7 separate regions of the Mus musculus genome follow, and all the other regions are linked to region 6. Evidence: chromatin contacts called from ENCODE Hi-C data. All regions are on one chromosome and are shown on one strand. The core of a region is the stretch at or near the end of the contact, and the rest is flanking DNA. Distances in the headings are between cores, read along the strand shown.

The links. A loop is a pair of places that touch in the nucleus more often than their neighbours do.
Region 1: a map of regulatory T cell shows a loop between it and region 6 (49-fold over the local background). The contact joins two enhancer-like sites. A Hi-C loop is called at or near these places in 2 of 37 maps with a recorded cell type or tissue (T-helper 2 cell and regulatory T cell).
Region 2: a map of regulatory T cell shows a loop between it and region 6 (34-fold over the local background). The contact joins the promoter of Rab10 here to the enhancer-like site in region 6. A Hi-C loop is called at or near these places in 4 of 37 maps with a recorded cell type or tissue (T-helper 1 cell, T-helper 17 cell, T-helper 2 cell and 1 more).
Region 3: a map of regulatory T cell shows a loop between it and region 6 (46-fold over the local background). The contact joins the promoter of 1110002L01Rik here to the enhancer-like site in region 6. A Hi-C loop is called at or near these places in 3 of 37 maps with a recorded cell type or tissue (T-helper 1 cell, T-helper 17 cell and regulatory T cell).
Region 4: a loop to region 6 is called in a map of regulatory T cell, with 18 times the contacts of the local background. The contact joins two enhancer-like sites. A Hi-C loop is called at or near these places in 2 of 37 maps with a recorded cell type or tissue (T-helper 17 cell and regulatory T cell).
Region 5: a loop to region 6 is called in a map of regulatory T cell, with 33 times the contacts of the local background. The contact joins two enhancer-like sites. A Hi-C loop is called at or near these places in 2 of 37 maps with a recorded cell type or tissue (T-helper 2 cell and regulatory T cell).
Region 7: a loop to region 6 is called in a map of regulatory T cell, with 38 times the contacts of the local background. The contact joins the promoter of Rab10os here to the enhancer-like site in region 6. A Hi-C loop is called at or near these places in 5 of 37 maps with a recorded cell type or tissue (T-helper 1 cell, T-helper 17 cell, T-helper 2 cell and 1 more).

The regions. Positions count from the first base shown.
Region 1 is chr12:3,348,152-3,352,234 of GRCm38, reverse strand. The region is part of intron 1 of Gm26520 (predicted gene, 26520); the gene reads left to right. Among named protein-coding and RNA genes, the nearest start is that of Gm26520, 7.0 kb to the left of the region's middle. Within about 2 kb of position 1,774, at least 1 of the 3 ENCODE cell types and tissues checked has a DNase peak (open chromatin) inside an H3K27ac peak, as active enhancers do.
Region 2 is chr12:3,307,753-3,311,410 of GRCm38, reverse strand. Rab10 (RAB10, member RAS oncogene family) reads left to right here and starts at 1,442. Exons shown (of 6, transcript NM_016676.5): 1 at 1,442-2,119. The coding sequence starts at 1,993.
Region 3 is chr12:3,425,391-3,429,493 of GRCm38, reverse strand. 1110002L01Rik (RIKEN cDNA 1110002L01 gene) reads left to right here and starts at 2,747. Exons shown (of 3, transcript NR_030694.1): 1 at 2,747-2,993. It overlaps Asxl2 (additional sex combs like 2, transcriptional regulator), which reads right to left and starts at 2,637. Exons shown (of 13, transcript NM_001270988.1): 1 at 2,282-2,637. The coding sequence starts at 2,338.
Region 4 is chr12:3,546,936-3,550,838 of GRCm38, reverse strand. No RefSeq gene overlaps it. Among named protein-coding and RNA genes, the nearest start is that of Dtnb, 24 kb to the left of the region's middle. Within about 2 kb of position 2,026, at least 1 of the 3 ENCODE cell types and tissues checked has a DNase peak (open chromatin) inside an H3K27ac peak, as active enhancers do.
Region 5 is chr12:3,384,098-3,387,897 of GRCm38, reverse strand. Kif3c (kinesin family member 3C) reads right to left here. Exons shown (of 8, transcript NM_008445.2): 2 at 245-346. Among named protein-coding and RNA genes, the nearest start is that of I920046F24Rik, 20 kb to the right of the region's middle. Within about 2 kb of position 1,650, at least 2 of the 3 ENCODE cell types and tissues checked have a DNase peak (open chromatin) inside an H3K27ac peak, as active enhancers do.
Region 6 is chr12:98,666,701-98,670,327 of GRCm38, reverse strand. Spata7 (spermatogenesis associated 7) reads right to left here. Exons shown (of 11, transcript NM_001289572.1): 10 at 1,439-1,496; 11 at 509-1,226. The coding sequence ends at 657. Among named protein-coding and RNA genes, the nearest start is that of Spata7, 40 kb to the right of the region's middle. Within about 2 kb of position 1,686, at least 1 of the 3 ENCODE cell types and tissues checked has a DNase peak (open chromatin) inside an H3K27ac peak, as active enhancers do.
Region 7 is chr12:3,234,445-3,238,455 of GRCm38, reverse strand. Rab10os (RAB10, member RAS oncogene family, opposite strand) reads right to left here and starts at 2,665. Exons shown (of 7, transcript NR_015551.1): 1 at 2,527-2,665; 2 at 1,044-1,171; 3 at 796-865; 4 at 344-427.

The sequences.
Region 1 (4,083 bases), core at 525-3,024, about 95 Mb after region 6:
TGGTCTCTTATCTAGGTTGTTTACTACCATCCTTGCTATTATTTTCATGAAAGATGCAGCTTGCCTGCCTTCCTGCCTTCCTTTTTTTTGTTTTTTTGTTTTTTTTGTTTTTTTCGAGACAGGGTTTCTCTGTGTAGCCTTGGCTGTCCTGGAACTCACTTTGTAGACCAGGCTGGCCTCTAACTCAGAAATCCACTTGCCTCTGCCTCCTAAATGCTGGGATTAAAGGCGTGCGCCACCACTCCCAGCTCTTCCTTCTTTTTTTTCCTTTGGCAGAGTTCACATATCCCAGACTGGTCTGAGGATGGTCTTCATGTCCCTATCCTGCCTCCACCTCCCCAGTGTTAGGATCACAGGTGTGCACCACAGCTGGGTTTATGTAGTGCTAGAAAGGGAACCAGGGCTTCATACACTCCAGGCCAGCACTCTACCCAGCGTCTCCAGTTCCACAAATATTGTCTCTCCAAATGTGGGCAATAGCAACTATCTTAGGTTTCTACCTCTAGAAAGAAACACCATGACCATAAGCAACTTGGGAAGGGAAGGGTTTAATCTGGCTTACACTTCCATATCACAATCTACCATCTAAGGAAGTCAGAATTCAAGCAGGGCAGGAAACTCACAGCAGGAACTGAAGCAGAAGCCACCAGCTTGCTTCCCATGGCTTGCTCAGCCTTCTTTCTTATTGTACCCAGAACCAGCAGCCCAGGAGTGGCCCGACTCACAATGGCCTGGACACCTCCAACATCAATCACTAATTAAGACAATGATTTATTTTCAATTGAGAGCTCTTCTTTCCAAAAGACTCTGACTTGTGTCAAGTTGACATAAGTATCAACGGTGCATTTCTCCATATAACCAAAGGTAACGACGCAGACAGCAGTCAGTGGCTACAGTACTGAGCTGTTAGCGTCTCTGGGTGGACCTTCTGCACACTGTGTGGCTAGAATCACCTCTAAGATCCTCCTCCCTTTGACATGTAATGTCCTATACTGTCTGAGGACTCTACCAAGGCATACATCTCCAGGAGAGATTTGGTACTATATAGCCAGAACTATTAGAAAGTCAGGCACATACCTATGATGTAGCTAATGTGCAAAGCTGAGGCAGGAGGATTGCAAAAGAGAGCCTGGGCTGCATAGTGAGACCTCATCTCTAAAAACAGAAAAGGAAACAAACAGAATACCCAAGCACGGTGGCATACACTTCTTATCCTAACACCAGGAGGGCAGGGGCAGGGAGATTTCTGGGAGTTCAAGGCAAGCCTGGTCTACTTATCAAGTTCTAGGCCAGCCAGGGCTACATAATGAGACCTTGTCACGCATCAACAAAACTACTGTAAATTGGGTATGGCAGGGCTCACCTGTAATCCCAGCATTTAGGAGACTGGAGCTAGGAGGGTCAGAAGTTCCAGGCAATCTTCAGCTACAGCCTGTACTATAGATGTGAAATCCTTTCTCAAAAAACTGAGGACTGACTAAATAAGTGAATGAAAAGGAATCACACCTGAAGTCAGGCATGGTGGCCCACCTCCGAGGTTCAAGGTCACCCTCAGCTACCCACAAAGTTTGAGATCAGCCTGGGCTACATGTGACCCTGTTGAAAACAACAGAAACCCTCAACAACTATAAAAGAGGAACGTACTTTAAACCATTCAAAAAGGAAGGTGGCCAAACTGCTGCAAAATGCACACTAAAGGCCAACTGTCGGCTGGCTCCTGTCCCAAGGAGTCACAGAAAAGTCTGGGCAACCTCCCATGAGCCACTGAGTTAACTTTAAAAATCCAAGTCTGCCTCACTGGCAAAGGCCCAGGTGCTCGCTGAGAGCCATACCAGCGCAAAGGCCATGCTGACAGCTATGGGACATTAATCCCCTCAGGAGATCCTGTCTTACCTCACAAGGTTTTGAATCTCTCGAGAAGAAGGACAGCTGGTGACTTCAGGGAGGGAACAGTGGGAGAACTGGCCCCAGGCTGCAGTCAGGAAACTTGAGCTCCAGCCTGGCTGGAGACCACGGTGCACCCATGCCCCTGGGCCTCATGGTGACATCATCTTCTGAGCTTGTGCCCTTATATGCCCATCAAGGGGCAGCCCTGCTCAGCTACCCACTCAGAGATGGTGTCAGGAGCAAAATGAGCAATGTATTTAAAATCTGTATAAAAATACTTTGAAAAGTTTAAAGTGTTAAAATCATATGACTTGTTGTTAGGAAAAGGAAGAGCCAGGTGTTGTGGTGCATGCCTTTAATCCCAACATTGTAAGCAGAGGCGGTCAGATCTCTGTGAGTTCAAGGCCAGCCTGCTCTACAGAGTGAGTACCAGGACAGTCAGAGCTATGTCTCAGATAAATAGATAGACAGACAGACAGACAAAAGAGGAAAGCGACAGGCTTCTAACTCTGTCAAAGTGATTATTCATCGGGGTAATTAAACAGGTGAAACAAAGGAGCCCTAGCGAATGGTTTAAGCCTCCCATGATCATAGCTATGGTCACAGAGCTGGGACTAGCCCTGTCCCTTCTGTGCCTTTCTATGCTCCTTAGGATGGTTTCCTTGTGGTGCTATCATGTTCCAGTTCTTGCCATGAGGCAATTTCCCAGGAGACCTGTGGAAAAATACCTCAGCCAGCCACATACCTCAGCATGACTGAGCAGCAGAGAGGGGGGAGATGAATAAGGAGGAAGTGTGAGCACTGAGTCAGCAAGAGGATGTATCAGACCTAAGCAGAGAAAGAAGAGGATCAAGGCGCTCTCTCTCTCTCTCTCTCTCTCTCTCTCTCTCTCTCTCTCTCTCTCTCTCTCTCTCTCTCTCTTGGTTTTTCGAGACAGGGTTTCTCTGTGTAGCCCTGGCTGTCCTGGAACTCACTTTGTAGACCAGGATGGCTCGAACTCAGAAATCTGCCTGCCTCTGCCTCCCAAGTGCTGGGATTAAAGGCGTGTGCCACCACCGCCCCGTGTGTCTCTTAAATTTAAGTTACAGAAAACTTTATTTTGAAACACAGTCTCCACAGCCCAGGCTGCCCTGGAACTCATTTGATAGTCTGGGCTGGCCTCAAACTTGAGTTGTTTTCCCTACCAAGACCACCATACCCATTTTGTATGTATGTATGTATGAATGCATGTATGTATATGTGTGTGTGTGTATATATGTGTGTGTGTGTGTGATATGTGTATATGTATATATGCCTGTCTCTATACATGTATGTATATGTGTATATATGTATGTGGGTATGTGTATGTGAGGTCTATCCACTTGGGGCTAAGAACAGCCCAGATAGAACCTAGTAAGTTGTGAGTAGTAACTCAGGGTTATTGTTAGGAAAGTGGATTCTAACAGCAGGGAGGGTAGGCAGCTGCCCAGCGTTTGTGCTGTTTAGGACTTATAATAAATATAAAGGCTATCTGTGTGGTTTTTATCTGGGAACTTAATAACCTAAGGTGGGGTAGAAACTCAAGGCCAGGATTTAAATATTTACAACAACATATATGTGTATGTATGTATGTAGTGTGTGAATATATGTATGTATATATGTATGTGCTAGAGATTAAACCTGAGACTTCACTCGGATGAGGCAAGTGCTCTGCTATACTGAGCTGTATCTCCAGATGGTGGCAGCTGCTGCTGCTGCTCCTCCTCCTCTTCCTTCTTCTTCCTCTTCTCCTTCTCCTCCTCCTCCTCCTCCTCCTCCTTCTTCTTCTTTTTAAATTTATTTATTATTATATATAAGTACACTGTAGCTGTCTTCAGATGTGCCAGAAGAGGGCATCAGATCTTATTACGGGTGGTTGCGAGCCACCATTGGTTGCTGGGATTTGAACTCAGGACCTTTATGGAAGAGCAGTCAGTGCTCTTACCTGCCTAGCCATCTCACCAGCCCTCCTCCTCTTCCTCCTCCTCCTCCTCCTCCTCCTCCTCTTCCTCCTCCTCCTCTTCCTCCTCCTCCTCCTCTTCCTCTTCCTCCTCCTCCTCTTCCTCCTCCTCCTCCTCTTCCTCCTCCTCCTCGCCCTCCTCCTCCTCCTCCTCTCCCTTCTCTTTCTCCTCCTCTTTTTCCTCTTCTTCCTTCTCTTTCTCCTCCTTCTCTTTCTCC
Region 2 (3,658 bases), core at 193-2,692, about 95 Mb after region 6:
ACCGACAACTTTTAATAGAATTGTTGATTCATGATACAGCACGACAGTCCCAGCTGGAGGAAGAATGATTTGGAGGATATAGTTTAATGAGAAAACTAAAACCAATCAGAGAATCAACTGGGAGATGGTTTAGAGAACACAAACACCTTCAAAGGCTTATGGGTGTTTAGAAGGAGGACAAGTCTTTGAAGAGCATGATCACATCTAAGATGGTCAGAAAAGAACATGATCAAAGGCTTTACTTACACATGAAATGCACATGTTGGTGATGGCGAGGTGTCTGCCAAAGTGTAGCTTATTTTTATTTAATATGCTTATATATTTGTTATATGCTAATTAGTTATGTGTGTGTGTATATAAAATTTACCTAAATAAAAATCTCCTTATTGGTGAATCAGCTCATCAGGTTCAACCATTCTACCATCACATTCTGCGGGTGCTGGAGCATACTTAGAAAGGTAAGTTAGAAATTTGCTTATTTCGACTATAGAAAGGAAGAAAAGGGAGGTGTAAATAAAACTGATAGGGAGAGAGGGAAAAGGGACAAAACTAGAGAAAAGACATGGCACAGGTGTGGTGGAGTTACCCCACCAGAGTAGCCCTCAGGAGGCTGAGACTGGAGATTCATGAATTGGAAGTCAGTACTGGTGTACAGACTTTGCAACAAAACAACCAACCTACAAACAAGTGAAAAGCAAGGAAGAGATCGGTTGGGATGGGGCAGGCTTTCAGATTTTCGATTTGGTGGTACAACTTTGGCTACAGTGACCGCCCGCCTTTTCTGAATAGAGCGCTTCAGCTCCCGGGATTCCAAGGGCTGCTTAGGCCCGAAGCAGCAAAGAAGCTTCCATTCGCAGGGAGGTTCTCCCCGCACCCGGGGTTCCTCAGGCCGATGACATCATTCCAACCCCAGGAGCGCTGCGCCTTTTTCAGTTTGGAATCCCGGCTCTATCAACTCTAGCTTCTTAAGGAGACCAGGTTGTCAGGACCAGCCCACAAGCGGGATCTCTTCTGGAGATGTCCGGGTTTAGTAAGGAGGTTCCTGAGTGGCCCAGAGCACTTCTTTCTCTCTCATCTATATGAACTATACACACACACACACACACACAGCCAGCCACGCCCGTCGCTGGGCTAACATCCTTAGCTCCTCAACAGGATACTGAGAGGGAGTAGAGGATTCCAGCAGTCAGCTGGGCGCCCCGGAAAAGGCAAGGGAGGGAGGGCAGGAGCTATACGGACGTAGTGCGCCTGCGCAGTTCCCGGGCCGCACCTCCCCCGCGGGGCGTGTTCGTCAAGCCGCTCACCCAATCAGGAGGCCGTAGGGAGCGCGCCCGCGGCCTCGCCCCCTCTGGTCCCGCCTCCGCGTGCCCTACTTGCCCGCCCGCGCGCGTGCGCAGAGGCGGGCCGCAGGGGCGAGGGCGCGAGAGAAGGGCGGGTGTACGTCCTTGCGTGCGTCTCAGGCTGCGCGCACGCCGGCGTGAGAGGGCACGGGGAAAAAGGTGGCTCTGGCCGGGGCGGCTCTGTTTCCTGGGGTTATGTAGCAGGGCTTGTCGGCTCGCGAGACCTCCCGCTGCCCTCGCCCGTGTCCTAGCGCGGGGTTTCTGCTCCGGGCGGAGGCCGTGTTCAAGCCCGCCGCGCTCCCTCGACGTAGAGCTCGCTCGTCCGCCCGTGGGAGCGTCCCGGCCGAGCTGCGCTGAGGGGGGAGGGGAGGCCATTTTGTCCCGACCGACTCCCCGGAACCGGGCGGAGCGGCTGGGAGAGGCTGCGGAGCCGCGGGCGCCGCCCCTCGGAGGCACGGGCGCCGCCACCGTCGGGGCTTCCTCGACGAGGCCGTTCGGAAGGTCTCCTGCTCCGTCTCGAGAGCTGCTTTCTCCTTCCGCACACGCTACCCGGCTGCTGCGGCCCCAGAACGCCCGGGTGAGGAGTTGGTTGTAGTGAGCAGTTCCGATCCCTTGGGGCTACCGGCGGCGAGCGCCCGAGCCGCTCCTCCCAATGGCGAAGAAGACGTACGACCTGCTTTTCAAGCTGCTCCTGATCGGGGACTCGGGAGTGGGCAAGACCTGCGTCCTTTTTCGTTTTTCGGACGATGCCTTCAATACCACCTTTATTTCCACCATAGGTAAGACCTGTGGGAGGATGGTGTGGGGGCTCTGTAGCCGCGAGCCGTTTTCTTTTATTCCAGACATCTTGCTTCCCGGAATTTACGCCTTTGTTCCAGTGATTCCGATTCCAGACGACAGACCTAAGTTACTGTTGGAATCGGAATAGCCTTACTGGGGCGGGGTCTTCCCATGCTTACCATCCGGTCTCAAGTCTCCTTCTCTGTTCGGTGCCTTCTGGCACAAAATATGCAGCATTTAGCAGCGTTCCAGAATCCGGTTTCTTTAAGTGACTTGCCTGGCCTTACCATAATTGCATGAAGTTACTTGATGTGCTATTTGTAATAGACGTAATTTAGTGGTTGGGATTGAAGCAGTACTGGCTATGTGGCAAAGGCCCGAATTGGGGGTCAAAGAGAAAATATTCTATCTGACTGTAACTTGGAGTAAACTTGAGAGTTGCAGAATCATTAAGGAAAATGAGAGGGGCGGGGGAAAGTGAGTTGGCTGTCTTGACTGAACCATTGATGTGTCAAACAATCGGAGGCCCTTCGTGCTTGGGGTGGGAATCTGGCATGGTTGGCTCACAGTGCTTTTTCAAGACCTCAACGAAGCAGATGGACGGTTTCTGTTTTCAACCCAATGGAATCAAGTCAAGTTCTAATGTTTTACTTGATGTTAGAATTTACAGGAAAATCTTTCGTCAGTCATGGCTCTAAGGACTTCTAATGTACTACCACATATTTCGGAATTACTTGGTATGGAAATAAAAACTGACCTTTTAAATGGGTTTCCTGTTTCGGAAATGAAAAGGGAAGGTTTCAAGAAAGTCGTTTTGACGCTGGCACCAACATCAATTTTGTCAAAGTAACTGTACATGACCACCCCCCTCCCTGGTTTTTTAAAGTATCCGGTGTCTTTCATTTTTGAACCTCAGCTCCGGCATTAGAGCAGTGCAGGAAAACTTGTGATAAATGTAACTAGCTTCACGATGAGAAGCGACTCTAGTGGTTTTCCTTAAGAATTGTGAAAATCTTGTTTTAACCAATTTATAGTATAGGATTTCCTTAAGACATATTTGTAAGTAGCTTAAGCATATTTTCGCAAAATATGCTTAAGTTATACTGCAATTAAGATGAGCAAATTTTTATTTAAAATAGGTTGTTTTACCTTACTGGTGGGCAGGATTGTCAAAATATCACGAAGCTTGAACTTGTCCTCTGCTTAGTGGGTTAGCACTTACACAGCACTAAGTTTGCTTTGAAGTGTAGCTGGGTCAGTCAGGTGGCTAGATCAGCAAATATTTATTGAGCACCAAGTTCTAGGCACTGTTAAAAGCGTTGAAAATAAGTGGTCGATACAATAGACCCCTTGAGCATTCTGATAAAGAAGGCAACAACAGTGTGCAAAGCACTAGAGTGAGGAGAGGGAGGAAGGGGAGTAGTCTGAATTATGGGGAATCTGCTTTGCATGGATGTTTAAAACGTAGTCTGAAAGACAAGTATGAATTGGATCAGAGGAGAGGTAGCCTCTTTGAAAGAGAATTTAGTGTGCGATCC
Region 3 (4,103 bases), core at 1,498-3,997, about 95 Mb after region 6:
GTGAAACCTGGTCTCAAAAATTAAAGCCTAATAAATAAATAATGACATCATGGACACTTAAAATTAATTCACATAATTAGTTTGGGGTTTTGCATATTTTAACTAAAATCAAATCTCTTTCTTTTATTAACAGTAAGCAATCATGAGATGTCCCTAATGTAGAAAGTAAACTTCTGTAGAAGAGAAACTCCTCACCAGCAAAAAAATTTATAGAGTTGTCCCTTAGAGGAAACTACCAGTACAGTCACAAAGACATATTCTAAGTGGGCTGGGGGTGTAGTTCAAGTGGTAGAGTATTTTGCCTAGAGTGCATAATGCTCTAGGCTCTATCCTCAGAATCCCATAAAACTGGGCATGGTGGTACATGTCTACAATCCCAGCACCCAAGGGGGCAAAGGCAGGAAGATTGCTGCAAACTTTAGGCCATCATTTATTATGTGAGATGCTATCCTCAAACAAACAAACAAATGTATATAGGGAAAACATTCAACAAAAAAAGTACGTGGCTTATAAAAACAAAATACAGGTTGAATAAACAATATAATTCAAATTTGGGGAAACAAGACTAGGCGATAAAAGAATGAACGGACTGAGTTATTTTCTTCATACTTTTCTAAATTTCTCCATGATGAACATTACTTTTGAATTCTGTAAGTCTCATTTAAAAAATAAACAAGGAGTCAGTCAGTGGTGGTTCATACTTTTAATCCCAGGACTTGGGAGGCAGAGGCAGGGGGATCTCTGAGGTCAAGCCCAGCCTGGTCTATAGCGTTTCAAGGCAGAGAAACCCTTTTTCAAAAAATAAATTAATAAACAAACAATCCAGGATTTTCGAGATTACTCAGTGGGTAACTGCGCTGGCCAGCAAGCCTGATAACCTGAGTTCGATCCTAAGAACCTACATCAACTCCTACAAGTTGTCCTATCACCTCTACATGCGTGCTCCATAGCCACGTACACACTCCATACATACATACACATACACATACACACCTTTTTAAAATTAATTAATTTAATGTATGCAAATACACTGTTGCTATCTTCAGACACACCAGAAGAGGGCATCCGATCCCATTACAGATGGTTGTGAGCCACCATGTGGTTGCTGGGAATTGAACTCAAGACCTCTGGAAGAGCAGTCAATGCTCTTAACCACTGAGCCATCTCTCCAGCCCCCACACACATCTTTTTAAAGAGAAAATAAAACGTATAATTCATAAAGGTTCAGTTATTAGAACCCACTATGTTGTCCACTATTAAAGAGGTTGAAATGCTACTAATGCTTGATGAAACTTCAATTTCTCCTTAAGGTTTCTTTTCTTCGTAAATACACGTTTTAAATTTTTCAAAACAATGTTTCTCACAAATACTCATTGCTAAATGACTTTTAAATTCCATATAACAAAATTGGAGTGAGGGGCACTAATCACAACTTCATTGGTCCGGTCCACTTTCACTTTAACTTAAAAAAGAAGAAAAGAAATGAAAAGAAAAGAAAAGAAAAGAAAAGAAAAGAAAAGAAAAGAAAAGAAAAGAAAAGAAAAGAAAAGAGGAGGGGAGGGGAGGAGAGAAAAGGAAAGGAAAGGAAAGGAAAGGAAAAAGGAAAGGAGAAAAAGAAAGCCAATAAACTACACGTCCCACCATGCATTGCAGCCTTACTCAGAGTAGGTCTCTACGGAAACAGAAAAAAAAATTCTGAGTCCCACCTGTTACTTCGTTTCTAAACACCTCCTGCACTTTCAGCTCTCACAGCAAACACAAAAGCCTCGTGACCTCACATTGGCTCCCGGAGCAAGATAAGCGGGGGCCCCGGTCTGGCAGCACCTCTGCCTCGACAGGAGAACGCCACCGAGCTCAAGCGCTCCCCTCTCCTTTCCGGGGCTGGAAGCACGCACAAACCGCCTCCTGTCTGCATCCAATCGGGGCTCTCCGAGGCGCACAAGGGAGAAGAACCGGTTACTGGGCAAGCACAACACACAGGGCCGAGACAAGGGGTAACAGTGTAGGGGCGACAGCGACATGACCCCGAAAGGCAACCTCACAACACCGAGGAGGTCCAGTCGTAGCCACCGCGAGAAGTCGCAGTCGCGCGACGGATTCCTCGCGCCGACGCCTCGGTCTCCTCACGGCTCTCCAACGCGCCCGTAACTGCCGCTCTCTGCGCGCGCTTTCCTGATCCTCAACCCGGTCGCGGGGCCAAGTGACCTCCCTTGCCTTGCGACGGGTGGCCGGCGAGAAAACGAACTCCTGCCAGCCTTTCTCTCTGCTCCCTCCTCCTTACCGTCTTGGCGGCCTCCGCCCAGGTCCTGCCCTTCTTCCTACGGCCCTTTTCCCTCATGTCGGTTCTGACTGACTGGGAGGCTTCCGTGCCCCGGCTCCGGCTGCGTTCCCTCGCCTGCTGCGCCCTGCACTGCTTTTCCCGCGGTGCCAGGAAAGGTGGGAGAAAGGGGAAGTCGGACCCGAGAAGCAACTCAGCGAGCAAGCGGCCGCGGAGGCGCGCAGTGGCGGGGGTAGGGGGCTCTACGGGGTGGCCGGTCCTGCTGCCGCTGCCACTGCTACCGCCGCTGCCATATTGGGTTCTTACTGTACAAGCAGCTTCTGTGGTCACGTGACCCCTGCCGCGCGGCCGTCACTACTGTACGCTGCAGGCCGCGCGAACGAGCGCGCACTTGCGCGCGCCCCCAGCCTCGGCGTCGGACCGGCAGGCTGCAGCAGTTAGCCACGCCCCTGCACTTCCGGTGTCTCCGCATCGAGCCCTTGCGCACGACGGAGGGCGGCCCATGGTCTGTGGGTCGGATGTCTGGCGGTCACACCCGCCGGGAAGATCTTCTGGCGGAAACAGAATCTGCTCCTTTCGGGAAAGGCTGATTGCGCGGTTACGTGCAGCGTGTGTTGAGGAGTGGCTCTGGAAACTTAAAGAGCCCGACGATCAAGTGATCTTGCCAACTACCGTTTTAATCAGCATGTTTTATTTTGTTGTGGTACAGGCTCAGGTAAGGCGGACCTTAAACTCCGAACTTCTGTCTCCCATTACTGGTAATTACAGGCATGCATCGTCTTGTCCTCAAGTTCATTTTTTACAAAGCTTATCTTTTTGAAGACGTACCGCGTGCAGTTCTTGTCTATTATTAATCTGATTAATAGATGAGACAGGTTAGATTGATTTACCAACTCTCTAGTATAGGATGTGAATATACCAAAAACTAAGTTGTTAGCTACCAAGCCTTGTCTCGCAAAGTAAATAGACCTTTTTTAGGCCAACAGAAACCACGTTTATGGCTCAGAGGATAAGTGCACTGACTATTCCGGAGGTTCTGAGTTTAATTCTCAGCAACCACATGGTGGCTCACAACCATGGGATCCGATGCCCTCTTCCGGTGTGTCAGCTACAGTGAAGACAGCTACAGTGTACTCATACATAAAATAAATATTTTTTAAAAAGGAGTTTAGAAATCGCATTGTGTTTTTACATGTGATTGGTATCATCAAAGAAGTATGTTTTATCTCCCTTGGCACAGAGCCTATATGTATCAGGAATCCGTTAAATATTTGTTGAATGGTTCAGCTATGTCTAGTCAAGAAACTATTCACTCTTCATAATGTCAGTAACACCCTCCTGAATATCCAGAACATTTTATCTCTGATTATCTGTTCTTGTAAACAACATAGAGGAGAATGCACAGCGGCTAGGGATGTGGCTCAATGCAAGCTCTCCGCCTCCCATGGGTACTGGGGATTGAGCCTGCAGGCTAGCATAAGCCTTCTACCACTCAGCTGTACTCCAGCCATTCTGTTGTTTTTACATAGGCAGCGTCCCCCTAAATTATCCAGACTGTTCTTGAATTCGTTCTGTAGCTTAGGCAAGTGTACACGGATTTCTATCTTCATGCACACCAGAAGAGGGCATCAGATCTCATTACAGATGGTTGTGAGTCACCATGTGGTTGCTGGGAATTGAACTCAGGACCTCTGGAAGAGCAGTCTGTGCTTTTAACCGCTGAGCCATCTTTCCAGCCCCCAGCTTCGGCAAGTTTTGACCTTGCAATCCAAATTATTCAGCCTCCATAGTACCGGGGATTGCAGGCCTTCACCATGAAGGCACA
Region 4 (3,903 bases), core at 777-3,276, about 95 Mb after region 6:
GGAGCTCAAACAGGGCAGGAACCTAGAGTCAGGAGCTGATGCAGAGGCCATAGAAAGGCTTAGTCAGCCTGCTTTCTTATAGAACCCAGGGCCACCAGCCCAGGGATGGCACCACCTACAATGGGCTGGCCCCCACAACAATCACTAATTAAGAAAATGTCCTACAGGTTTGTGCACAATCCAGTCTTATGAGGCATTTTCTTAATTGGGGTTTCCTCCTCTCAGACTGTAGGGCTGGTTCTCAGGCTTTTGGACACCCAGGCGCTGCTGGGAGCAGCAGAACAGCTGAAAACGGAGTGCGCCCCCTCCCGGCCAGGCTGGATCTCTAGCCTGAGCCCGGGGCGGGGGATTGTGGGGGAGGGAGAAGAGGGGCTCTCGCTGGGGCTGATCCTGCAGGAAAGTCCTCGGCTTCACAGGGTGGCTTGGCTTGGCCTTGGCCTTGGTGGCAGCTGTGTCTGGGAGCACAGAGAGGCCGCCTACAAGAGGTTAGATGGCGGCTCTAAAGGGAAAGGCCTTCTCTATAACTCCCCCCGCCCCCATGCCGGATCCGGGTGAAAAGAGGCATAGTTGTAAGGCATTCGTTGTCATGGTGGAAAGTGAATCTGTAAAGCATACCCCACTTTTCAGGGCGGGCCTGAGGTTAAATACCTTTTGCAAGGAGGAGTGTCTGGGAAGGAAAGTTTATTGGCTGAGCCCTCCAGTCCTTTAGGTACCTCATTAAAATGGAGATCTGTCTTAACCCTAGGTGACCACAGGTCACATCCTCTACCTGGGGAGGGGCTTGGAGTGTTGCCCTTATGTGACTGAAGGCCACAAATCTATGGGGAGCTGCTGCTAGTGTCAGGGGCCTGGTGCCTGGGAACCAGGGGAAGAGCCGGCAGGGTCCCCGGGTTTTTTTTTTTTTTTTGAGCCTTAGCTCAACAGGGAACAAGGCTACCCTTCACACAGCCGCACATCAGCATCAGATGACTTTAACTTGTGTAAAGCGGCTATAAAACTATCCAGCACAGGTAGCTGAAGGATGCCATGGAGTATGAGCACACACGAGACTGTCAGGAAGTGTATTCCACCTTTGCTTTCCACCCCTTTTCAGTGTTTGGGACCCCTCTCCTCTCCAGCACTTTCCTAGGTAGCTTCAAGCTCCCCCAGAAAAAGAAACAGGCCCCCAAAACAGGCCCTCTGCTTTCTAGTAGTGAAACAAGCCCATTGCAGATGTTTGAACTGAGTTCCAAGTCGATATTGTATTGGTTTATGAGTCAGAGGTCAGACCCAACTTATAGATACATACTGAGTCATCAGCAAGCTATCACTTGACTACAGCTCACGACTTGCTGTCCACGATGAAATACCATATGGCAGAGCAACAATAAGACGACCTTAATGATCTGATCTGATGGGCTGCAGCACTAACCTAGCTTCCTGTCCATCATTAATCAGTTATCAAGAGTCTATGACTGAGATCAAGAAGATGCTATTGAATGGGCAGACTGAACTTCATAAGCCATAACCCCCAGGCAGGTGTACAGTGGAGAGCTGGACAGACATAATTAGCTTGGGAAGATGTAATTAGCTGGAGGTGGTCCTCCGGCTGGAAGAGATATGGACGGATGATGATTTTCAGAAAGACTAATAACATGGGAAGCAGAACACTCAGCTGCTGCCAAGGAGACACTCAATATGGCTCCAGGCCCATCTGTCTTGGGTTGTGACTGGAGAGCTATTCTTTCCAGAGGCAGAACCAGCTCAGCTGAGAGGAGCTGGGAGACAGAGGAGATAGGCAAGCCTGGGTGTGAAGTGGAGGTGGCACTGGAGAATGACTGGCAAAAGAGGAGAGGGGAGGGGAGGGTAGAGGAGGGGGAGGGGAGAGGAGGAGAGGAGAGCAGAGGAGAGGACCTTACACAGAGGTTAGTGTGTCTGCTGCAGGGAAGGAAGGAGAGCCTGCAGACTTGCTTTTCACGTCATATGTCACCTGAGCCCCTCAGCAGCTAGTCACTAAGACAACAGTTGTTATATAACAGCTCTGACCCACACTGGAGTGGCTGATAGAAAGGAATCTGTGAACCAGACTCAGCCAGGATTGGAGAGCTCCACGGAGCCACACAGAAGCCTCACTTCCTGAGAATTAGGCGGAACGCACTGACAGTGGTCTGACCACAGCACCTGAAGATGCTCTAGCCTGGAAGCAGTCTTGCTCACATGTTTCCTGAGCTACATCACGTCTGAGTGACCACTGTACCAGGTGTTATGAAATACTGCAGTGAGGGGTACCTGGCAGGCCCGTGCCAAGGCATCTCTCTGAGAATGACATCATGCAACAGATCTGGTATAAAGGGGTTTAAAGGGGTTAGTTTGGGGGAAGGGAGGAGAGTGAGGACCTGGAGAAGAGGAATAAGCAAGACCGGTGGACACATAGATAGGCAGACAGATGGGAGCAGAGCGGTGAGGGAAGGCTAAAGGATGGAGTACCGATAAGGACAGAAAGGGATGTAAGGGGCCATGATTCACCAAAGAATGATATCCTTGACTCAAACAGTATGTAAACACAAAGAATGTTTTATTCTGCAGTCCAGCATGCTGGGGTCTCCTATTACCAAGACAGAGAGACAACCAAGTGAGCTTGCAAGCCAGATTTAAAGCACTTTAGGGGATTCCTAGGTAGGTGACCTTTATCTTGCTCCATCTCTAAGGATATTCCATTACCAGGGTGTGAGGGCTGGACACTGCTGCTGACCCATTGTCCTTGCCTCAGGCCAGGCGGTGGGGCAGCTTCTGAGACCTGGACTTGCCTGGACTTGCCCAGTTCTTGGAAACAGAGTTTTATGCCTAGTCTCCTGAACTGCCAATTTGAAGCCTGTCATAGAGTTAGCCTAGTCTTTTCGGGGGGAGGGGGGGAGGGGAAAATGGTGTCGGGGTTCAGGAATTGCCACACCATATAAATACTAATCCCAGTTAAACAAGAATAGTTTATTGAATGCACACCTTAATACTGATCAGACCAGGAATATAGCTCAGAATTACCTAAACTATGACAATGGATATCTTTTTCTGTCGGCTTATAAAGGAAAAAACAAAACAAACCACAAACCCACAGTGAGTTCATACACAGGTGCTGCCTGGTGCTCAGTTCTGGCTCGAGGTATTTTAGACATAACAGTTCCTGCTGATCTTTAACTCTATGTGTCTTATGTGAAGCTCTGTAGAATTTCTTAAGATTAGCAAACCTCACACAGAACAAAACAGGGTACGTGGTCACCATGTCCTTGCTCAGAGTCAAGTCACTCCTCTGTGTCAATGACTGACAGACGTGTTACAGCAACAGTATGAAATAGCTAGCAAGCATGGAACAAAATAGCTACAGCTATTCTGGGGTGGGGTGGGGACAGGGGCAGGGGCAGACCATAACAGGGAATTCAGGGAATTAGTGGGAACAGAGAAAGAGCTGGAGTGGCGGGCAATCTTTTTTTTATGCAGCTCACCTGGCACACCGGGTGGTGGCAAATGCTGACTTAAGCCAGTTGCTAGGTCCCTGAGAGGAGCCTACTGGAATCGATAACACCAGGAGATTTAGTATACTGGTCAAAAAATGCTCCTTGCTAGGCCCTATGGCAGACCCACATCTCTACTGCAGAGACCAAATCTGTACTTTCAGGCCCCCCCCCCCTTGGTAAGTGGTGGGAGGACAGTTCAAAATGCAGCTTTGTTTATGTGCAATTTCTGATTGAAATATACTTTTAGTGGACTCCCGCCTGCTGCAGATGGGCAGGAGCTAGTCTCTCTGTGAATGGAGGGAGAAGAGAATGTGAAAGTGCCAACTTCTGCACAGTCTGAGAGGAGACGGGAGGTGTGATGGCAACCCATAAATACCCAGGTGGAGATGGCTGGGCAAGATGAATCGCCAGAAGC
Region 5 (3,800 bases), core at 401-2,900, about 95 Mb after region 6:
ACTGGTAACTAACTTGATGACTTAGGAAACAGCCATACAGGCAATGAATCTGCAGGGGAATCTACCACTTCCTCTCACCCAAAGAGAGACCCCGAGCTGGTACACCCAGGGAAACCAAGCAAGGTAGTGCGGGTTTTGCATTATAATTCCCGGATTCCCAGTCCAACAGGGCTTACGCACCAGCCTATCCAACACATGACCCCAAGGCCGTATGCCTCAGAGAACCGGAAGCCAGCAGCCTTACCTGTTCCGCAATCTCCTGTCGCTTCAGTTCCAACATCTTCTGTTGCTCGTTGGTGTGATCCATGATGTTCCGCCCCCCAATGAGTAGCTTGCTTTCCATGGCCTGAGAACACAAGGAGGGGCAGGGTCAGAGACCGGACTGGCAAAGGGCCATAGGATCTCAATTTTGGACTTTGTGTTTGTTGGTCGCAGGGTCTAACCTTAAACCTTCTCTGCAGTGGAGAACAGCAGTGCTAGCATTACAATCGCGTTCTAGCACATAACTTTATTGGTTTCATTGTTTTGTTTTCGGGTTTGGTTTGTTTGTTTTTTGTTTTTGTTTTTGTTTTTCAGTCAGCATTTATCTGTGTAACAGCACTGGCTGTCCTGGATCCTGCTTTATAGACCAGGCTGGCCTTGAACTCACAGAGATGGGCCTGCCTCCACCTTCCCATTTCTGGGATTAAAGGTGTGTGCCACCATACATGGCCCTTCCCTTGGTTTTCTGAGAAAGAATCTCACTATGTAATGTTGGCTAGCCTGGTACTTACACTGTAGGCCAGGCTAGCCTGGAACTTGTGGCAATCCTCCTGTTTCTGCCATCTGAGTGCTGGGATTGCAGGTATGTATTATCATGCCTATTGACAGTTTAAGATGCTCAGCCCAACTGTGGTAAGATCCACCTTTAACCCCAGCATTCGGGAGGCAGAGGCAGGTGGATCTCTGTGAGTGTTAAGGTTAGCCTTTAATCCCAGCACTTGGGAGGCAGAGGCAGGTAGATTTCTGAGTTCGAGGCCAGCCTGGTCTACAGAGTGAGTTCCAGGACAGCCAGGGCTACACAGAGAAACCCTGTCTCAAAAAACAAAAACAAAACAAAACAAAATACAAAACAAAACAAAAAGGCCAGCCTAGTCTAAAGAGCAAGTTCTAGGACAGCCAGGGCTTCACAGAGAAACCCTGTCTTAGAGAGAGAGAGAGAAACAGTGTGTGTCTCTCTTCTTCCCTCCCTCCCTCCCTCCCTCCCTCCCTGCCTCCCTCTCTTCCTCCCTCCCTCCCATTATGTAAAGTAGCCAGGGATAGCCTTGAACCTCTGATTTTCCTGCTTCCACTCCATAAGTCCATTCTAAGCAGGACCACAGAGCAGAGACTCCATCCCTTTTCCCTTTGATCCTTTTAGGAGAAGACATAAAGCATATCCATATGGATGGAGCCTTGTAGCCATTGGTGGGAACGGAGTTTTCCCCTCCAGCCCCTAGAGCTGGGGCACAAAGCTCCCATTGTGGACAGGATCCTTAAGGATGAAAAGAAGAGAGAAGCCCTTTGGGAATATAAGGCACCTGATCTCTGCTATGGATACAAGAAGCGGCTGGGTCACCATGCCTGCGAGGAGGGTGGGTGGCAATCTATTCCTGGCAGCCAAGCCCCAGATGGCATGCAGCAGGAGGAGAAACGGCAGTCACTGGGCAGTCCAGCCCTGTACTGAGTTCCTGACTCGGGAAGACAGCTCATCACCGGGCAGCAGGAAACCTTGGTCTAATCTTGGGCTGCTAAGGAAATTAGAACAACACAAGGGAGAGATTCCATAGCAACAGGGGACAAAATGAGGCCCCAGAGGCTGTATCAGCTTTAGACACCACCTAAAAGGTTCCCGCTCTGCCAACTAAGCGGGAGGCACAGTCAGGGTCTCGGTTCTCACATCGGCAGCATCACAGCTCTGCCAACTAAGCGGGAGGCACAGTCAGGGTCTCGGTCCTCACATCGGCAGCATCAGAACCTCACTTCTTTTCTGGACAGCTCACAAGCACAGGAAGCTCAATGTCAGGTGCTAAACAGAACCCTCAACACTGTTCATTTCCCCATGTAACAAATGGAGAGAGAGAGAGAGAGAGAGAGAGAGGAAGGAAGGAAGGATAACTAGTCTTGGACCACCAGTGAGAAAATAACAGATCTACATCCCATGTCCCCAGCCTTGCTGTGTGAAAGCCCCCACACCATCAGCGCCCTCAGCAGGTGCTTCTGAAAACCAATGCTGACACAAAAATGGATTTGAACAAAGTGTGACTCCCTGAAATGCACTGTCACTGTTGGAAGGAAGAGGGCACTTTCCTCGGGCAGCCAACTGCCCTTTGATTTCATCGATGGCCTCTTGGAAGGTTGGCATCACCTTGAGCTACTGGAAGAAACTGGCTGTCTCCCCACTGGAATTTGTCCCAGTGGGACCAGCTGACATGTCCGAGGGCTCTTAGAGCTGGGGGTGCTGCCAGGCTGGGACGGGGGACAGGCAGCCCACTTTGAGCATTATATCATTGGGAACAGAGCAGAACAGGGGTTAAAGCATGCTGTGGGGAGGTCGGAAGCTGGCTCCTGCAGTATGGCCGGATGGTTGGAGTTGCAGGAGGCTCAAATCAGCCCTGTACAGTCACAAAGACAAAGGAGAGAGCAAGGGGCTGTGGAGGGGCAAGCTATTCTTGATGCACACCACAGCCCTCTGCACCCTGGATAGCTGTCTATCTTTCCATCCAATCAGCCTATTGCTGTCACAGGATTAACTCATCTTGACTCCTCTCAGTTCAGAGTTATGATTTGTATAACCCTCTACATTGGTGCCCTTGGCAGCTTGCCTCAAAATAGCCTTGTGCTCACCCCTATGAATGGCCAGTCACCATCAAATGCTTCTCAGTGCAGTTTACATCATTGTCTCCTCCTTGTCCTTACTGGTACCACTGTCCTCACTAAAATCTTCTAGACTAGCCTGAACCACCCATAGGCTTTTACAGTCCCAGTTTCCTCTTCTATCCATCTGGGTCGCCAAAAACACAAGTCTAAACAATGTCTCTTCTGCTCAAATTATCAATGGGCTTCTACTCCCCACAGGAGGATATCTGACATTTTCTTCTCCCCATTCCACAGCTTCCTGGAAAACTGTTGCTCATCTTGAAAGACCTAGCAGGAACAGCTTAGGAAAATGTCTTTCAATCCCTGCAAAGCTGCCGGTTCAGACCTCCACCACAACCAGGGCACATTCCTACCGTTTCCCCATTCCCTGCCTCATCCTGTTAGCTCTATGAAGGCAAGAGTCATGCCTCACCTATCTGTCAGGGTCCCAGCACAGTCCTTGACGGACAGCAGTGCCCCGTGAGTATTTGAGGAATGGTACAGAATCCTTGGGATCATCCCAAGGGAGGCCCCAAGCCTTTTTACTGGATTCCATGCTAGCTTCTTTTATCCATTAACTCATGTTCCCTGTCATGGGGAATCATCTACCAGGAAACCCAGCAACGTGCGGGAGAGGTGTGAGGAGAAGCCCCGAGCTAACACACCCTAACACTTGGATAACAAGTTTCCAAAGGCCTGCCATTCGGTCCAGTCTTCATAGCTGGCACATTGTCTACTCCAGCCCTGAACCTTTACATTTCCCTCAGCACTTTATGTAACTCTAGCATCCTTTACTTTGGCACCAAGCAAAAAGATAATACTTCTCAAATTTTGCCGCATATTGGAATCACCTGGGAAAGTAGCAGGCCACCCAGTCTCCGCATCTCTTTCTGTGGACATGACTTTGTGGGTAAAAGGCTTGC
Region 6 (3,627 bases), core at 437-2,936:
CCCAGATTATAAACCATTGTCAGTTCCCATGAGGTCACTGTGTTAGACCAAACATGTTCTGAAAAATGACTTTAGAAGTGGTGGATGAAGCCTCAGGTAACACAGGGGTCCCCAGCCTTGCATCTGCGCTCTTGTGTATCATCCCCTCACCCCTAAGACTGCAAGAGACCCGTGACTGTCCTGCTTCTCACCAAGAGTTACCTGCCTTGCTAGCAGTCTCTGTGGTTCTCCTTTGCCAAGCTGTGACCTGCTTAGGGAGCATGCACATGGCAGGAGATGGCAAGTAGCCATCTGTCCGCCAGCCAGCCAAGACCAGATGAAACTCGCAGATCTATGGTGCAAGAAAAGGAATTCTGCTGGCAACTGTAGCATGGAAGCAGTTTCTCCCCCAGTCGAGCCTCCTGATGCCATCACAGCCCTGAATACCACCTGGACTGTAGCTTTTGACCCCATCACTCTGTGTTTCAATTCTTGAACCATAGCAATATGAGAGCAATAATAAATATGTGGTGTTTCAAGACACTAAAATTGTGGTAATTTATTACATAGCATTGAAATTACAGAAATCTTAATATGTAAAAGGGGACAAAAAAAAAGAAGAAAAGTAATATTGAGTTACTGGCCACATGGAGTGTTTATTAATGTAGATCCAGAGGTCAGTCTTCAATGCTCATTCCCATGATTCGTAGAGTCGATAATTCCTTACCATGATTACTGCCACCATTGATGCTGGGGAATGGACCAGATGGGGACAGTGATGTGCTCAGACAACAGAGTTCCCTGGAAGTCTCAGCCCTTTCAAAGTCACTGTCACCTTCAATGACATCCACAGAGGTTTCCTGGTCTATTACACTATCAGAAACACTTGGATTGTTTTCATTCCAGGGTGAGGCTTCATTATCTGTTTCGTCATTGACCTGTTGAATTATAACACCCTCTGAATGCTTGACTTTATGGGCGGGTATTAAAAATTCGCCCGGTAAAGAGAACATCTTGTTTTCGTCCTTCGGCACAGCCGACAGCATGTCCAGGGCCTCCTGGTACTGCTGGCGCTCGTGGTGACTCACTGTTTCTTCATCACTTACAAACTCATTTTCTCTTGAAATCAGAGCCTTTTGAAAATGAAGTTGATTCAACATTCTGAAATGTTTTTGCTTTGCTGGGTCTTCCTCAGATATGCAGCCTAAGTCAACCTTCAGCCCATGCAGCAGGTAGCGCATCTTTCCCTAGAATTGGGGGGAAAGCAATTCTGAGGGTCGTTACATTCGCTACACTATTAAAACTGAACTCTATCTGCAGCGCTGCTAGTCTCATGATCACACTCTCCCAGTCCTGCCCCTTTCCCCTCATAAAAAGCACAAGGCAGAAAGTGCCTATTTTAAATAAAACATATTCTTTTAGAGAATAGAAAAACATTAAATTCCAAAGAAAGACCAACCTCCTCCAAATGATGTTTATTTTTCTTTATATGTCGCTCAAACAGTCGCTCTAGAAACCTACAAATGATAAAGAAAAATATTAGTATCTTAAACTCAGATAACCTACTAAATGTAAAATAGTTACATAACATAAAAACCGACAAAGGCTGCAAAGTAGTTTTCAGATGAATGGTTTTCCCTGTGAAGCTAGAAACAAATCCTTCCTGCTCTGTCACGTGCTCTAACCTGGCAGGCAGCCTGGCTTCTGTTACGCATTTGTTTTTACGTTAGATAACAGACGCCAGTCTATCAGAAGGATTACGTACTACTTATGTTTCTGTGACTGTTTTAGGTGAAGGATAGAACTGCCTGCAAATCTCTCTCCCCATTAGACACACAGACACTAAAAGCTCCCTGCGCCCTTCACCAACCCTACAGAAAATGCTCTCACAGAGCTGTTAACCTTGCTCCTAAAGAATACTCTCCATGGACGCCAAGCCTACAAAACAGCCTCCAAGTGGATGCCAGGGCTTTATGCTAAACATATACAATAGTCTGCCTCCACTCACCCCAGCCACGGTCTCTTATGCAGCCCTGGCATTCAGAGATCTGCCTCCTTGCTGGGATTAAAGGCGTGTGCTACCATGCCTGGCCCTCTCTTCCTGCTAAAGCCAGGGTATGAAGACCAGTGAGAGCCATGGTAAAGGTGAGAGATTACATCTCTAGGATGAGTTTCCTCTCCCCTGAGGTTACAGCCCCTTCAGAAAATTTACCTGAGAAGCAAAGGTCACGATCCCTTCAGAGAAGTGACCAGCTTCAGGGAATACATTCTTTCTACAGCAGGCCCAGTACCACTCTTACTATTCACAAGTCTCCTGGAAACAACTAATTTCCTTGGCCACCATCATTCATACTCGTTAACACATGCAGTAACCCAGGAGGCCTGGGTTGTCCTATCATGTTTAGAGATCCAGAAACTTGTATCCTACTCTACAGCTACTGCTAACATTCTGGAATTGCACACCCGGACATTGTTATATGCTTATATATTTCCTCAAGCTGGGATTAAATAATACATATTATTTTGGTATAAATACACACACACATACACACATTATTTTGGTATAAATACACACACACACACACACACACACACACAAACACACAAACACACGCATTTTCTCATCAACTAGATGAGATCAACTGAAAGGTTGAACACCTTTCAGTGTGAAGAACTCCATCTTGCACCATTTAGTTTCTTTCTCAGTCTGGTTTTATGTTTGGTCTTATGAACCAGTGCTAAATCTTAAAGAGGAAATATAAACATTTAAGGAAACATGTAAATGATATGCAAATTTTGGGGTTGTATTAAAAAACATAAAAGTTACCATTTTAACCCTGTAAAATGTGTAGTCCAGTAGGGTTCCACCTATTGGTGCTGCTGGGAAGTGGCTCTCTAAACTGTTTCACCTTGAAACTTAAAAACTCCTTATGCAGTTCTTAAAAGTTACTAGTTTTGTCTCAACAATAAAAGAACCTCTGGTGGAATCACCATGCCTGACCTCAAGCTGTGCTATAGAGCAACTGTGATTAAAAACTGCATGGTACTGGTACAGCGACAGACAGGTAGATCAATGGAATAGAACTGAAGACCCAGAAATGAATCCACACACCTGTGGTCACTTGATCTTTGACAAGGGAGCTAAAACCATCCAGTGGAAAAAGACAGCATTTTCAATAAATGGTGCTGGCACAACTGGCAGTTATTATGTAGAAGAATGTGAATTGATCCATTCTTATATCCTTGTACAAAGCTCAAGTCTAAGTGGATCAAAGACCTCCACATAAAACCAGAGACACCAAAATTTATAGAGGAGAAAGTGAGGAAAAGCCTCGAAGATATGGGCACTGGGGAAAAATTCCTGAACAGAACAGCAATGGCTTGTATTGTAAGATCAAGAATTGACAAATGGGACCTTATGAAATTGCAAAGTTTCTGTAAGGCAAAAGACACTGTCAAGAAGACAAAAAGGCCACCAACAGATTGGGAAAGGATTTATAACAATCCTAAATCTGATAGGAGACTAATATCCAATATACACAAAGAACTCAAGAAGGTGGACTCCAGAAATTCAAATAGCCCCATTAAAAATGGGGTTCAGAGTTAAACAAAGAATTCTCTCCTGAGGAATACCAAATGGCTGAGAAA
Region 7 (4,011 bases), core at 1,416-3,915, about 95 Mb after region 6:
CAGAGGAAGCCACCAAAGTCACCTCAGCTCATGCAAACCTACTTCAAAGAAGCTGATGTATGCAAATTCATGCAAAACCCACAAAAAACGCATGCAGAGCACAACTATGACATCATTTTGGTTTATGCTAATTTGCCCAAGACGTCACACACAAATCTATGCAAATTTGTCCTGAGAGAACTGGTGTTAACTTATACAAATTTATTCAAATGAGCCCAAAATATGCAAAATCATGCAAATGTATGCAGCCCCCATCCCCTCAATCTATTATCCCAGAACCACTTGGTAGAGTCTCAGACAGGGCGTGGGCAGTGTCATGTGCAGGCAGGGGGCAGGGCCTCACCATCCTTCGCTGGTGTGCTGTTGTCCAAGTAGTCGTGGATCAGCTCCTCCTACAGTAGAGAGAAAGTCACTTCCTGGGCAGGGCCTGCGGGGAAAGGGGGCAGGGTCAGGCGATGGGGTGGGGCCTTGGGGGTCAGGGGCAGGGCCTGGGTGACTCATTTGGCCTAAACTTCCTGGGGTGGGGGTGGTACTTCCTGTCAGGGCCTCAGACAGGAAGTCCCACCTCATACAGGAAGTTCCACCCCCACACACTGATGATGTCATCTAACCCCATCCCCAACATAAAAGACCCACCTCCAGGTTATGACCCTGCAGAAAGTAAGTTATGGCATAGACAGGAAGCTCCCTCCCCAATGACGTCACCCCAGGCCCCGCCCCACAAAGTAACGCTCCCCCCCGCCCCCCCCACTGCCAACATTGACCCTGTGAACCTGCCCACAACACTCTGCTCACCTCCGTGGATGCCCCAGGTGAAGATGGCTACCCTCATGATGACGCTGTGCTGCTCTGCTTCCTGCTCAGCCTGGGGGATGGGACGGGGTCACAGGGGTCAGGGTTCATCCAGGCCATGCCCACCAAACCACCATGCCCATCACTTCTTGACTATGCCCACCACTTCCAGTCCCACTTTTCACTTCCTGTTTTCTCCTATGATGTCACTTTCTGTTCTGCCTGCTCCGTCCCCAGAAGGCCCCACTCACCTGTACAGCACCCCCCATGGCGTCCTCCTGGTCCTTTGACTTCTCCAGGATCAGCCCCTCCAAGGCCTGTGGGTCAGTGGTGGGGTCATCACAAGGGGTGGAGTCAGGGGCGGGGTCAGTGAGGTCACCTGAATAGATTTGCACAAATTTGCATGACAGGAAGTAAGCAGGCAGGGCCTGAGGTGATGGGCGGGACAGGAAGTGGAGGGCATGGCCAGGCACAGTGGGCTTGGCTGGAAGTGTGCAATGGCGTTGGGAAGTGGGCGGGGATAAGATGAAAAGGGTCGAGGCCTGCAATGGGTGTGGAAGGGGCAGGGCCACACACCACCACAGGGTCAAGGTCTCTGGGTCTTCCTGGGGGAGGGACGGGTGGAGCTGGAAGTGACATCATACCAGACTTCCTGGCAGCCCCTCACAGAAGCCCCACCCACAAGTCAGAAATCCTGAAAATGACATCACTTCCAGTGGGCCTGGCCCCACCCACCATCCTGATGTCTTGCCCATAAAGCTCCCAAAAAGCAGGAAGTGACATCACTTGTGGTTGGTGTGGTGACCTCATTTCCCCGCTCCATCATCCCCAGAACCCACCCTCTTCTCCCAAACTCAGAACTGCAATCATGATGCCACTTACAGTGGGTATGGCCACCAACAGACCACGCCCATCTTCCTAAAAAGATGAAAGTAGCTACCCTGAGGCCCCTTCCCACTGACCTTTGTGCCCCCCCCCCCTCGCGGCAAAGTACTGGAGGCAGGGCCAGGTGGCCTTGCTCAGCATCTCGGGGAAGGCAGGATGGACGACCATGAAGGCCAGGCCCTGGGGTGGGGGGAAGGGGTGAATGGGTGGGGTCAGACACGCGTCAAGGCCCTGCCCACAATGACTCAATCACTCTTGGGCACACCCCCAGCCAGGACGTCAAGAGAATATATACAATATATACAAATGCGGGGGGGGGGGTGTCACAGGGTGATGACATCATCTGGACACGTGTCAATGGCAAGGAGGGAAACTGTGACATCATCTGAACTCAGGAAAAGCCATAACGTCATGCAGTTTTATGCAAATGCATGCAAATTTACATGACAAATACACGCAGAGTAAAGCCATAACATCGTTTATGTTTATGGAAATTTACTCAGGGGAGCTGTCATTATGCAAATTTATGCAAATTTTCATCATGCGAAACTGATGTCACATGAGCGTATGCAAATTCCCAACGTACACGATATGCTAATTTATACAGGTCAGGGGAGGTTATATAAACCTGGGTAGAACAAAACCAAGCAGCCATTCAAATTCACTCAAATTCATGCAAACGAGCAGCAATGAAACTTAGACCCCATGCAAATCTATGTCTCTTGCAGGAGCTTAGTTAAGACCCCGCCCCAGGCCCCTGTCACTCACGCTCAGCCACTCCCAGCCCTCGCTCAGGCTCCGTCCCTGGCCTGTCTGTCAGTGCCTCTTGGGAAAAAACAGGTCACTCACCTGAAGCTACGTCCACATGCCACTCCGCTAGTCGCTGTCAATCCCGTGGGGACCAAGTGTCACTCACGTGAAACCCCGCCGACATGTCTCGCACAGCGAACCCCAGGATCTCCTTCCGCCGCGAGGAGGCGCTCGCCAGGACGACGCGGTGCCAGCGCAGGCACGTGCGGGGTGATGTCACAGCGACATCTGGGCGGGGAGTGATGACGTCGAACGGGTCGCCTGTGGTTCTGCGGTTCGCCGAAAGGTCAGGAGCTGAACCGGTGACGTCGCTGGAGTCGCCGGGGATTGGGGCGGGGGGGGGGTAACGGTGGTTGCGGCGGGGAAACCGGAAATCGGTCGCGCTGCTCCGAAAGGGAAAACCGGGTTCGGCGAAGAGAGGAACTGCACATCCGCTGTTTGCTTGTCCGCTTCTGATCAGCGGAACCCGGAACTGGAAGTCTTCAATGTCACGCTGCCGCTCCGAGTTCTCGTGAGATTTACAATGCGGTAGAAGGACTCACTTCCTGTTGGAACGGAGGAACTTCCTGTCTGGAAGTTAGGGTTCAAGCATGCTGGGAGTTGCAGTTATTTCCTGCTTTAGGCATGACTTCCTGTTTGCCATAGGAAGTGACGCCACAGTAGCCCCGAGTTTCACTGGGAGGCACGCTGGGAGGTGTAGTTCCTACCTGTACATCTCCGGGTCTAACCTCCCAGGAACGTACCGTATTAATACGCTGCCCTGTCACCGGGTCGAAGCGCCCGCATGCCCGGCCTCCCCTCACCGTGGCCGCTTCACCGCAGGCAAATCCATATCCTTTGACACCAACCGGAGCGGATGCAGTAACCATCTCACCTGTGATGCAGTGACCATCCCAAGGGAGATGTAATGACTCTTACCTGAGATGCAGTAACCATCTCACCTGAGATGCAGTGACGATCCCAACTGTGATGCAGTGACCATCCCACATGAGATGTAGTGAGCATGCCACTTGAGATGTATTGACAGTGATTATCCTACCTGAGATACAGTGACCATCCACCTGAGATGCAGTGACCATCTCACCTTTGATGCAGTGAACATTCTACCTGAGTGATTCTTACATGAGATGCAGTGTCCATGCCACCTGAGATGTTGTAACCATTCCACCTAGGATGCAGTGACTATGCCATCTGAAATGTAGTGACCATCCCAGGTGAGATGGGATGATAATCCCACCTGTGATGCAGTTGACTATCCCACCTGAGATGTAGTGACCATCCCACCTGAGATGAAGTGACCACTTGAGATGTGATCGTCTCTCCTGAGATGAAGTCACCATCTTACCTGAGATACAGTGAAAATCCCACATGGGATGCAATGACTATCCAACCTGAGATGTAGAGAGTCGTCTTAACAGAAATGCAGTGACCATCCACCTAAGATTCAGTGACTATCCCACGTGTGAAGTTGTGACCATCCCAAGTGAGATGGGATGACAATCCCACTAGTGATGCAGTGACTGT